Linked DNA regions of Homo sapiens: region 1 is linked to region 2. A link is a contact called in ENCODE Hi-C or POLR2A ChIA-PET data. All regions are on one chromosome and are shown on one strand. The core of a region is the stretch at or near the end of the contact, and the rest is flanking DNA. Distances in the headings are between cores, read along the strand shown.

The links. A loop is a pair of places that touch in the nucleus more often than their neighbours do. ChIA-PET counts read pairs that join two places held with the same protein, here RNA polymerase II (POLR2A). Pooled maps may share reads with other maps.
Region 1: a loop to region 2 is called in a pooled map, with 6 times the contacts of the local background. The contact joins the promoter of SNAP47 here to the enhancer-like site in region 2. A Hi-C loop is called at or near these places in 1 of 168 maps with a recorded cell type or tissue (B cell) and 5 of 50 pooled maps. POLR2A ChIA-PET finds 5 or more read pairs at or near these places in 1 of 52 experiments (WTC11).

The regions. Positions count from the first base shown.
Region 1 is chr1:227,734,138-227,740,328 of GRCh38, reverse strand. SNAP47 (synaptosome associated protein 47) reads right to left here and starts at 4,894. Exons shown (of 5, transcript NM_053052.4): 1 at 4,830-4,894. It overlaps JMJD4 (jumonji domain containing 4), which reads left to right and starts at 5,027. Exons shown (of 6, transcript NM_023007.3): 1 at 5,027-5,317; 2 at 5,513-5,678. The coding sequence starts at 5,056. RefSeq lists silencers at 4,556-4,845, 5,306-5,505.
Region 2 is chr1:226,622,118-226,628,041 of GRCh38, reverse strand. No RefSeq gene overlaps it. Among named protein-coding and RNA genes, the nearest start is that of ITPKB-IT1, 50 kb to the left of the region's middle. RefSeq lists an enhancer at 3-102. Within about 2 kb of position 1,406, at least 2 of the 41 ENCODE cell types and tissues checked have a DNase peak (open chromatin) inside an H3K27ac peak, as active enhancers do.

The DNA of each region.
Region 1 (6,191 bases), core at 3,645-6,144, 1.1 Mb before region 2:
GTGTACTTGGAATGAGATCCAAGTTCCTTACCGCAGCCTCATGGACTCTGCAGGACCTGCGGCCTCCCTGCCCTGGCCTTCCCCTGCCCTCTGCTCCCAGCAGCCTTTCCACACCAGGGAGTCTCATTGGTGGCTCCACTCCGCAGGTCTCTGTTCGGAGGGCTTCCTCGCCTTCCTAAGGCACTGTCACCAACCATGGCCCAAGCAAAACTCCAGAGAGTTGGTGCTTTCATGACTGTCGCACTACAGAAGGCACTATCATGGGAGGGCCGCAAGGCCCGCTACACACCATGGGCACCCAATGAATTTGTGCTGAGTTGACCACAACCACACCACATGGAAACAGAGCTGTGCCTATGCCCTCCTGTACCACATAGTTCTGCAATCAGTCCAGGTCCTGGAGCCCTCACGGTGTCCCTGCCTGTTGCAATCTGCAACCTCCTTCCTCCAGTGCAGGTGTGGGCCTGGGGACCCGCGCTGACCCTGAGAACACACAGCTGAATCCTCGAGGGAGGTCATGGCCAGGGGCCCAAGGGTGTCTGCAGCCAACCCACACAAGTGACGCTCTTGGGGAGGAAGTCTGCAGCACAGGGATGGCTCAGCACGCAGGGCGATCTGTACAATGGGTCTCTTTCAGCATTTCCATCACTCAAGGGTCCCCTGAGTGAGGCTCAGTACCCAGTAAACAACTTATTTTTAGTTAATTTCCGCAGTCACAGAACAAACATCTTGCACACCTTCCACTACCTCGCAACCAAGAAGCTAAGTGAGAACAGTGGTGGCTGTGTGTGCCCACAGGGGCGGTAGGGTGCGGCCAATCTTTCCAGGCTCCCCTCCCCTGCTCCTCAGACCCTCTTTCCACTCCCTCAGAGGTTCCCAACTCTAGCCACAAAGTGCAGACACCCTCACTGGGGCTGTTTGCATGCAACACAGTGACAGAGGAGCACATATTCGGCACAAAGCGTACTGCATTTTCTCCAAAGTGCTGACTTAAAACCCGTCCTGGCCAGGCACAGTGGCTCATACCTGTAATCTCAGCACTCTGGGAGGCTGAGGTGGAGGATCACTTCAGCCCAGAAGGCAGAGGTTGCAGTGAGCCAAGATAGCGCTATTGCATTCCAGCCTGAGTGACAGAGGAAGACCCCGTTTTAAAACAAAAACAAAAAACCATCCTAATGGAGTATTGTGTGGGGCCCAAGAATGTGGATTTCTTGCCATTCCCAAGCGATGCCAGGGCTGATCTAGCGGGCTCTGGGTGACACAAGCCTATGTTCCAGTCCCATGAGAGCTGATAACACTCCAGGCCTCCTGCGTATACAGTGGTGACACTGACCCGAGGGGGCACCCTGCGGACCAGCGAACTAAACCACAGAGTTCCATCTCAAGAACGAGAGCTCCATCTCCCACCAAGTCCTAGGGGCTCAGTGATCTCAGGGAGCTGTGGACCTGCTAGCCCAAATGCTCCTTTCTTAGGAAACAGGCTCAACCACGGAGCTGCAGGAACTCCTTCCAGGCAATGCCCACCTGAATTTCAGTTTCCCCATGAGGCAAACTCGGAACCATATTCCAAGATCTTGAGACAATTATAAACACTCTGCTCCCCACATCTTCCCCATTGGCCTCCCATGATCTGCATGCACCACAACCAAAATCAAATGACTACTAGCAATTAAGGAACAATATGTGGCAAGATCAATTAAGGTCAATTAATTGTCAATATTGAGGTCAATATGTGGCAAGATGTTACAGCATATTGTTAAATAAAAAACAAAAGACTAAAAGCAGCAAAAGTTTATATATGTATATTATACACGATGGAGAAAGAGACTGTGTATGTGTGAGTGTGTGTGCATACATGTGCGTGAACGTATAGGCAAGGACTGGGGGGAGAGAAGAGTGGAGAGAGAGAATGAATGAATGAATGAATGTATGTGTGAAGGAATGTAGAAAAGCCGGCTCTACACCAGGAATAAAAAACGGTCATCTCGGCTGGGTGTGCGGTGGCTCACGCCTGTAATCCCAGCACTTTGGGAGGCCGAGTCGGGCAGATCACAAGGTCAGGAGTTCGAGACCAGCCTGACCAACATGGTGAAACCCCGTCTCTACTAAAAATACAAAAATTAGCTGGGCGTGGTGGTGCGCGCCTGTAATCTTCGCTACTCAGGAGGCTGAGGCAGGAGAATCACTTGAACCTGGGAGGCGGAGGTTGCAGTGAGCCAAGATCATGCCATTGCACTCCAGCCTGGGTGACAGAATAAGACGCGGTCTCAAAACAGCAAAAACAACAAAACAAAAAACAAAAAACAAAAAAACCAAAAAAAACCAAAGCAAAAAAACCCCAGTCATCTCTGGACGGAACTGGAGGTGATTCTTTCTCTGCAACTGTAACTTCTCCAGACATTCTGATTCTCTAGTGTAAAAAAAACCCCAATAAACAATTGCATACCGTGATCACACAAGCCACAATAGGGCTGACTAGGAAGGGACCATAGCACGCACTGAATCACACAATCCCCAAAACAACTCTCCGCCTCCTGTCCCTGCCCTCATATCCCACCTTTACCTGGACTCAGACTCCCAAAACTCACTTTCCTCCTAGTCCTCCCTCCAACTCCTCAGACCTTGGTCCTCCCTCTTCTGCTCCTCCCTGTTCTCCTGGGTAAACCTCACACCCCTTGGAAAGAGTCTTCCAGCAAGGCTCAGAGCCCCAGCACTCCTAGAACCTCCCATATCCCCACTTATAAGAGTAAATAAAACAACATTTCCATTGCTTCATAAAGGGAAGGCAGGTGCCCCTCTCCCGCTTAGGATGCCTCTGTTTGGTCTGGAATGAGATAGCCCAGTGTCCAGATTTTACAAGACACAGTCATGGTCTGATGGCCCCTAGAATGTCATCAGACCTCCAAACCTAACTCAAAGGCCTCGCACTGTGTGCAAACCAGCACAAGCTGCCTCTCATTTCTCTGGGAGAGATGAGCGGTTCTAACTGTTCCTCCTTCCACCTCCCTGTCAAGACGCCTGGGAAATGCTGCCCAGACTCTGCACTCTCTCGCAGAGCACCTATGTGCACACAGCCTGCCAGGCTTCGGGGGCAATAAATCTGCTATCTTTCCTTCTGCATCCATGTGGGTAGCTTTGAGCTGATTTCTCCAGCACACCAAGACATACATCACATAGGGTCCCCCATGGCCCCACTTTCGTGTCCTGGCCGAAAATCACAGAGTACCCTGATCCCTCTGTGCCCCAACCACAGGTTTTCCCCACCAGGCTTCAACCCAATCCAGGGCCTTTAACATTTCCAGGCATGGAAGAAAGTATCTAGGTTTACTACAAAGAAAACGGCCTTGGCCCTGAGCCAAATTCCTGAAACCTTCCTATAAACTCCATAACCCACACCCCTTCCAAGAGACATACCTAGGGAGGACATCCCTTTTCCCTTACTGCCCGTCTCGAGGACTACCGCAGCCCACTCTATATGAAAGTTCCCCTAACAAAACCTCTAGGCAGGGCCTGGCGCAGTGGCTCACACCTGTAATCCCAGCACTTAGGGAGGCCAAGGCAGAAGGATTGCTTGAGCCCAAACGTTCAACACCGGCTTGGGCAACACAGAGACCCTGTCTCTACAAAAAAAAAAAAAAAAAACAAAAACAAAAAAACAAAACTAAGCTGGGCATAGTGGCTCATGCCTGTAGTCCCAGCTACTTGGGAGGCTGAAGCAGAATTAAAGAATTCATCAAGCCCAGGAGGTGGAAGCTGCAGTAAGCTGTGATGGTGCCACTGCATACTGTCTCAAAAAAAAAAAAAAAAAAAAAAAAAAAAAAAAAAACTGCTCTGGGCTTACCATGCATTTAGCACTTCTTTCTTTGGTATCCCAACTGGTCCCACCTGAGGATAGTGTGGGGAACTCCCTTGCCGCCACTTTTGGGGTAACTCCAGTTGCAAGTTTGGCAAAACACTCCTCATGTCACTACTCCGATGTCCTCCCACTTCAGCCCTGCTCATGTGTACACAGCCCCAAATCCCTACCCACACTCCCACCACACCTTCATTTCACACCCTCCCTCATTCCCCACCATCTTCTCCAGACACCCGTCATCCCCTGGGGCCCCTTGCCATGCCCTCCAGGTCCCCTGTGGGCCCCATTCGCCCATCTAGGTTACCCTGCCCCCTCCAGCCCTCCCACCATTTTCCTCCAGGTCCCCACCATCCTCTCTAGATCCCATGTCCCCTCCAGGTGCCACTGATCCCTCCAGGAACCCACTGTCCCCATCCCTTCCAAGTGCTACCGTCCCCTCCAAATCCCCACTGTCCCCTCCAGGTCCTCAATGTCCCCATCTCCTCCAAGTGCCACCGTCCTCTCCAGGTCCCCACCGTCCTCTCCAGGTCCCCACTGTACCCATCCCCTCCAGATCCCACCGTCCTCTCCAGGTCCCCACTGTCCCCATCCCCTCCAGGTCCCACCGTCCCCTCCAGATCCCGTCTCCATCCCCTCCAAGTGCCACCGTCCTCTCCAGGTCCCCACCATCTCCTCCAGGACCCTACCATCTCCGCTAGATCCCACCATCCCAGGGCCCCCCAGCTCTCCCTCTGGGTCCCACCGTTCTCTCCGGGTCCCATCATCCCTGGGCGCCCCCGCACCGCCGCACTCCCGCCCCCAGAACCGCCTCTGTCCCCGCCCCTCTCCCAGCGCAGCCCGCATACCCCCCACCCCCCGGGGATGCGGGAAGGAGGGCTCGGGCTGTGTCAGCCACAGCGCGCGGACTGAGCCGAGGGCGGACGCTACGGCTTGGCTTGGGCCGGGCGCCCAACAGACCAACACCGTCGCTCACCTGAGGGACGCCAGACGAGTCCCAGAGCCGACCGCGGCGCCTCGGCCGCTCGGCGCCTGCGCAGTGAAGACCGCGGCGAGCCGCGCGCATGCGTGCAGGCCCGGAGCCCCAGGCGCTGGCGGGGCAGAAACGCGGCGCCCTGCGTCTTCTGGTTCCGAGGCTGGTCCTCACCGTTTCCGCTCCGGCGGAAGTGAGGAGGAGGGTCCTTCGACCCGTGCTGAGCTGGATGGACCGCGAGACGCGCGCCCTCGCCGACAGCCACTTCCGAGGCCTGGGGGTCGATGTCCCCGGCGTCGGCCAGGCTCCGGGCCGGGTAGCCTTCGTCTCGGAGCCGGGCGCCTTCTCCTACGCCGACTTTGTGCGGGGCTTCTTGCTGCCCAACCTGCCCTGCGTGTTTTCCAGCGCCTTCACGCAGGGCTGGGGCAGCCGGCGGCGCTGGGTGACGCCCGCGGGGAGGCCCGACTTCGACCACCTGCTACGGACCTACGGTGGGGCGGCGGCCGCAGACCCCGGGCGGGGAGGAAAGGCCGGCGGGACCCAGGCCCGGGAGGCCCCCGCCTAGAGAGGGGCACCAGGGAGGGTGAGGGAGGCCAGGCGCGTGGCCCCTGGAGAGTTCCTCTGCAGACGGTTTGGAGTGAGGACGGGGCCCAGGGAGATGGCATGGACCGTGCCTTTCATTTCAGGAGACGTGGTTGTACCAGTTGCAAACTGTGGGGTCCAGGAATACAACTCGAACCCCAAAGAGCACATGACTCTCAGAGACTACATCACCTACTGGAAAGAGTACATACAGGCGGGCTACTCCTCTCCCAGGGGCTGTCTCTACCTCAAAGACTGGCACTTGTGCAGGTAATGGGGCTTGGGACGCACCGAGGCGCTGCCTTCCCTAGCGCTGCGTGAACCCAGAGGCCTTTCTGATGAAGGTGGCCCCTGGGTGCACAACGGAGCTATTTTTCCCCGTGAGGCACTTTAATCAGTTTAAAAGAAACTGGATTGTCTTCCGCATGGCTGCAAGTGTTGTTCTTTGGGAGGTCAATATGGTTTTTTTTCCTTTTTTTTTGAGAGAGATCTCCTCAGCCTCCCTAGTACCTGGGATTACAGGAAGGCGTCTCCACTCCCGGCTTTTTTTTTTTTTTTTTTTTTTTTTAAAGAGACTAGGTTTCACCATGTTGCCCAGGCTGGTCTTGAACTCCTGAGCTCAGGTGATGCATCCACCTCAGCATCTCAAAGCACTGGGATTATAGGCATGATCAGTACTTTCTAATAAGCAGAACCATTGTAGTCAGACTGCCCCGCCCCCTCCCCCGCCAGCAGCGTCTGGCTCAGAGGAGGGTCTGGGGCTCTTTGGGGGCTGCAGCCATC
Region 2 (5,924 bases), core at 157-2,656:
AAGATCTGATGTTTTAAAAGTGTTTGGCATTTCCCCGCCTCGCTCACTCTCTCCTGCCACCACGTAAGACGTGCCTTGCTTCCTCTTTGCCTTCTGCCATGATTGTAAGTTTCCTGAGACTTCCCCAACCATGCAGAACTGTGAGTCAATGAAACCTTTTTTTTCTTCATAAATTACCCAGTCTTAGGTAGTTCTTTATAGCAGTGTGAAAATGGACTAATGCAGGTGGGGACCCTGGGTCTCTCTAAGGAGGCACTGTTTTTGTTCTGGGCTCTCTGAAACCCTTCAGGGGAGCACAACCTAGGCACCCCCCACACCCCAGTCCTCTCTCCTCACAGCAGACTGACTGTGCAGAACCAAGTTTACTCTTTAGCTCACAGGCTGGCTCCCATGCCCTCCCACAGAAACACGGAATATTATCCTAGTTCCCACAAACACCTCGAAACAGTGGACAAGTCATTTTTCTTGCTGTTTTACTGCAACAGCTGTGGCCCGCTCCTGGCATTTCAAGTGCCATGCATGGGCCTGAGATGACAAATTCAACAAGCAAGTGAGAAAGGGAATGGCAAACCAGGAGTGAGAAGATGGATTTCATGCTTTAGCAAGACATGAGGGCTTGCAGGGTTTTTTTTAAACAAGAAAATAACGAGTTGATGTAATAATGACAACAATAATACAAGAGAGGGTCAAAGTGCCATCAGACACCTGTCTCAGTCTGTTTGGACTGCCATAAAAACACAGCACACACTGCATGGCTTAACTGAAATGTATTTTCTCACAGGTCTGGAGGGTGGAAAGTCCAAGATCAAGGCCAGGCTAGTTCAGTTTCTAAGGAGGGCTCTCTTCCTGGCTTGCAGACAGCCACCTTCTCACTACGTCCTCACACTGCAGAGAGCACACTCCTCTGCTTATAAGGCAACTAGCCCTATTGGGTTAGGGCCTCACCTTTATGACCCATTCAACCCTTACCATCTCCTCACACGCCCTATCTCCAAATACACATGAAGGGTTAGGGCTTCAACATTTGAATTTGGGGTCGATAACGGTGCATCTGTTGCTAACTAACATCCTGGACGGTTTCTAACTTCCAACCTGTACCTTTTCAAACTTGTGAATGAGTAAAGCAGTTTTGGGGGGAAAAAGTGCAATGCTAATTTCTGTGGCTTTCAATGTGGCAACATGTGTTTGGGTTATTTTAAAAATAGCTTCTGCAAATTATGGACAAACAGTATCTTACAGAGCCAGTTTGCTGTCGACAGCAGCCCTGTTTTTATTTCAATGGAAAAAAAAATGCCCAATTTTAGTCATGCTTTCTGAGAACACGTGCTGGAGTGAGATCAAGAGGGCCGCCTACAGAGGCGTCTGAAATAGCCTGGCGCCGCCTGCAGAGGCTGCCCCCTTCTGGACGGTCGGGTGCATTACAAGGTGCCCGAAGAAAAGGAAGACGGGTCAGGAGCTCAGCGACGTCCAATCCTGTACCCCCAGGAATGCCCTGGAGAAGAGAAAGCTCCCTTTCTTTCATGGCTTCTCCCAGCCTGGCTACATCTTTGCCCTGGCAGAAAGGCAGTGACCATGGCAATGATGAAGGAATCGCCAAAACCAAAGGTTAGGGAGGGCTTCCTGTGTGCTGGGCAGGGTGGTGCACACTGTACACCGGTTACTTTATTTCATCTGTACACTACTAGCACCCCCAGTTGAGGGGGGTGCTATTAGTGTTATCATAAATACATGTATAAATTAGGAAACATGCTCAGAGAGATTGAATAATTTGACCAAGTTTGCACAGCTAGTGAATGCCAGAGCCAGGATTAGAACCCAGATATAGGGCATGGCGTGGCAGTGGTCGGGTTCGCAGGCACATGGCATGCAGTGTGAAGAGGGCCGTGGTGGGGCAAACATGGGGCTCCACGGAGTACAGAGGAGGCCTGACCCAGGAGAGGGACAAGAAGGTCACTGAAGGGAGGCTTTGCAGAGGACGTGGCACCAGGAGATTGGAGGATGGAGCAGAACATGAAGGTCACAGAGGCACCTCCAGAGCATGCTTCATCTGGAGTCACTCCAGGCAGTGGGAGCAGAGGACCCTTGTGGAGCTGGTGAAGGGGTCAGGGCTGGATCACGACCTGGGGAGCCAGGGTGAGGCGCATGGACTTTCCTGCAGTGACAAGCAGGTGTCCTTGGAGGCTGTCAAGGTGGGGCATGATGAGATCACATTTGCATGTGATGGGGTCACTCTGGCTGCCTGTGGCTTAAAGAAGGGAAGACAATGCGAGGAGATTCATTAGGAGGAGGTCAGGTGAAGCAGAGGAGAGATGATGGGGTCCTGAAGTGAGGTCAAGGCCATGAGCAGGAGAGATGACGATGAGGTTGCATGGATGCCCTTCCACTGTGGCTGTAACATCGTGGGCCTGGGTGTCCCGAGAATGACTGGCTGGTAGGCCAGAAGCATGGGGATGGCCCACCCTGAGCTGGGAGCATGGGAGGACAGGCAGGACTGGAGGGCAGGGGAGCAGGGAATGAGTTTAGTTGAGACACATCTAGTTACAGGTGGCTGTGGGACATCCACATCTGAGGCCAACTGGACACGTGGGCCTGGAGTTCAGGAACCAGACCTGGGCAGGAGTCATGGGGATAGCATCAGAGGATTGCTGGGGCGCAGCAGGCAGGCAGACACACACTGCCGCACTCAGTGAGAAATGCAGAATTGAGAAGTGGATGTGCCAGTGAGTCCTGAAGTTTCAGAATTAAAAGAAAAACATCAGATTATTAACAGAGATTGGTTTGAGTGATGGGATAATGAGTGGTTTCTCTTTTTTTTTTTTTTTTTTTGAGAGTTTTGTTCTTATTGCCCAGGCTGGAGAACAGTGGCGCGATTTTGGCTAACTGCAACCTCCGCCTCCCAGGTCCAAGCGATTCTCCTGCCTCAGCCTCCCAAGTAGCTAGGATTATAGGCATCCACCACCACACCTGGCTAATTTTTTGTATTTTTATTAGAGATGGGGTTTCATCATGTTAGTCAGGCTGGTCTTGAACTCCTGACCTCCTGTGATCCACCCGCCTTGGCCTCCCAAAGGTTTTTCTTTTCTACCTTACAGTTTTTTGCTTACTTAAAAATTTCCCAACAAGCATAATTGGCTTTCATAATCAGAAGTATGTACATGCGTAAGGATTTTGTTCTAGTCACTGTTTTGTGACTAAATCATCCGGAATCCTCCTGACAGAGATGGGCTCCCCTTCCGTGTCCCCGAGCCCTTCTTTTTTGGCACTTATTCCACACTGTGAATTGTCATCATCCTGGCATCCCCAGCTGCAGCCCGGGGCCTGGTACATAGTGGCAACTTGGAACCTGTTAGTTGAAGGAATGGAAAAATAGAACTTAGAGGGCCTACCACAGCCCATGCACCCCAGTGAGCAGGTGAGACCTTGGGACCACCCCCATCCCCCACCACCCAGGATCCATGACAGTGCCCTTGTCAGGATTAGAACAGCACCTGGGCTTGGGCAGGGGCAGTAACTTGCTGTTTATGGAGCTCACAAATTCTTAGTAGAATCTGTTTATAAAAAAACAAATCTAACTATTTGTAAATGCTAAAACTCATGAAATAAGGAGCAATAACAAATAATATATCAACACATACATCAATGAGCTTGTTAAAAAAGCTATGCTACTTTTGTAAGGGACAATTTGGCAATAAGTATTCCATTTTTTTTTTTTTTTTTTTTTTGAGACAGAGTTTCGCTCATGTCGCCCAGGCTGGAGTGCAGTGGTGCGATCTCAGCTCACTGCAACCTCTGCCTCCTGGGTTCAAGCGATTCTCCTTCCTCAGCCTCCTGAGTAGCTGGGACTACAGGCGCCTGCCACCATGCCTGGCTAATTTTTTTGTGTTTTTAGTACAGACGTGTTTCACCATGTTGGCCAGGCTAGTCTTAAACTCCTGACCTCAGGTGATCTGCCCACCTTGGCCTCCCAAAGTGCTGGGATTACAGGTGTGAGCCACCGCGCCCGGCCAGCATTCCAGATTTTTTTAAGCACATACTCAAGGGCCCAGCAAAACTTTCCAGGTTTTTATTTACAGATACCATGGCCCACACGTCAAATGACATTGGTACAAGAATGTTCCTTTCTGGGACAGTAAAAGATTGAAGATGACCTCTGTGTCATTGTGGGGGCTGGTTAAATACATACCTACACCTTGTGCAGCTCTTACATGAATGAAGCAGCTATCAGCACTGAGAAGGAGCACTCCCCAGGTTGTACTGTTAACTGGAAAAAAGCTAGGTTGGTAACAGTTTGTGATGGCAAGGAATTCTCTAGTAAGGACCCTTGTATCTGGAAAGGAGACCCATCGGTAGATTGGGGAGGAAGGAGGTGGAGTTCCTCCCACAAAACTGGGTCCTTCTGTTACTTTTAGTTTTGTACCAAAACTCTAGGTACTGCCTTTATGAAAAAATTAATAGAGTAAGATAAATAGTAGTGAGACACAATTTATCACAGGCTATAGCCAAAGATGCATAGTAAACCACTGTATATCAATGGTATGTTTTCCTCTTTCAAACAAAGTTCTGCTCAGAAGGAGTAACGTTTGAGAGGCCAAAGCAGGCCAAAGTGGGAGGATAATTTGAAGCCAGGAGTTCAAGACCAGCCTGGACAAATAGTGAGAGCCCCATCTCTAAAAAAGTTAAAAATATCTGAGCTTAGTGGTGAGCCTGTAGTCGAGGCTGCAGTGAGCCATGATTGTGCCACTGCACCCCAGACTGGGCAACAAAGTGAGACTGTCTCAAAAAAAAAAAAGAAGTAACCTCTCTCATTCTCTAGCAGCAACACAACTGTTTGTTGTATCTATCTTTTTTTCTCTGTCCAGGCTGGAGTGTAGTGGTGCAATCATGGCTCACTGCAGCCTCAACCTCCCGGGTTCAAGCTGTTCTCCAGCCTCAGCCTCACAATAGCTGGTACTACAGAAGCAAGCCACCACGCCCGGCTATTTTTAAAAAATTATTTTCTGTTGAGATGGGGGGTATCACTATGTTGCCCAGGCTGGTGTTGAAGTCCTGGCTTCAAGTGATCCTCTCCTCTTAGCCTCTCAAAATGTTGGGATTACAGGTGTAAGCCACCGTGCCCAGCCTGTTTGTTGTATCTTAACCGATTCTCTTGAAAGTTAAGATGGGCTGGGCATCCCAGCACTTTGGGAGGCCGAGGCGGGCAGATCAGTTGGGCTGCCACCAACTGGAGTGCAGGTTACCAACTGGAGTGCAGGTTACCAACTGGAGTGCAGGTTACCAACTGGAGTGCAGGTTACCAACTGGAGTGCAGGTTACCAACTGGAGTGCAGGTTACCAACTGGAGTGCAGGTTACCAACTGGAGTGGGGGTCATCAGCCCCACTGATGTCCTCTGTGTGGCTGGGATAGAGCAATAGAGCAGGCAGAGTGGTGCTCAGGTCCACTTGGGAGCTGAGGAGTCTCCAGCCCTGCTCAGGTCTATGAGAAAACTCCAGAAGGAAAGAACAGGAGCAAAGATGAGAGTGAGCCAAGGGTCCTGTGGTCTGGATGAGGGGTCACTCTGCAGAGGGTGCTGGGTGGACCCTCTGACTTGGATAGACCATTATGGGCCCAAGGACAGCAGAGGCCAGTTCTTTCTTGCAGGAGGCAAGTGTTTCTTCCTTTTGTATTTGTAGGAAGAATTTGTGATAAAATGGCATTAATTATTCTTTAAATGAGGCTGTTAGTTAGAACTAAATATAACAAAAGAAGTGCAAAACTTACCTTTGAAAACTATACAACATTATTGAAAGAAAGTAAAGAAGACCTAAATAATGAAAAGATATCCCATGTTCATGGATTGGAAGACATAATATTGTTAGAAAATGGCAATATATGTCAAATTGACTTACAAGTCTGATATATTCTCTATCAAAATCCCAGATGGCT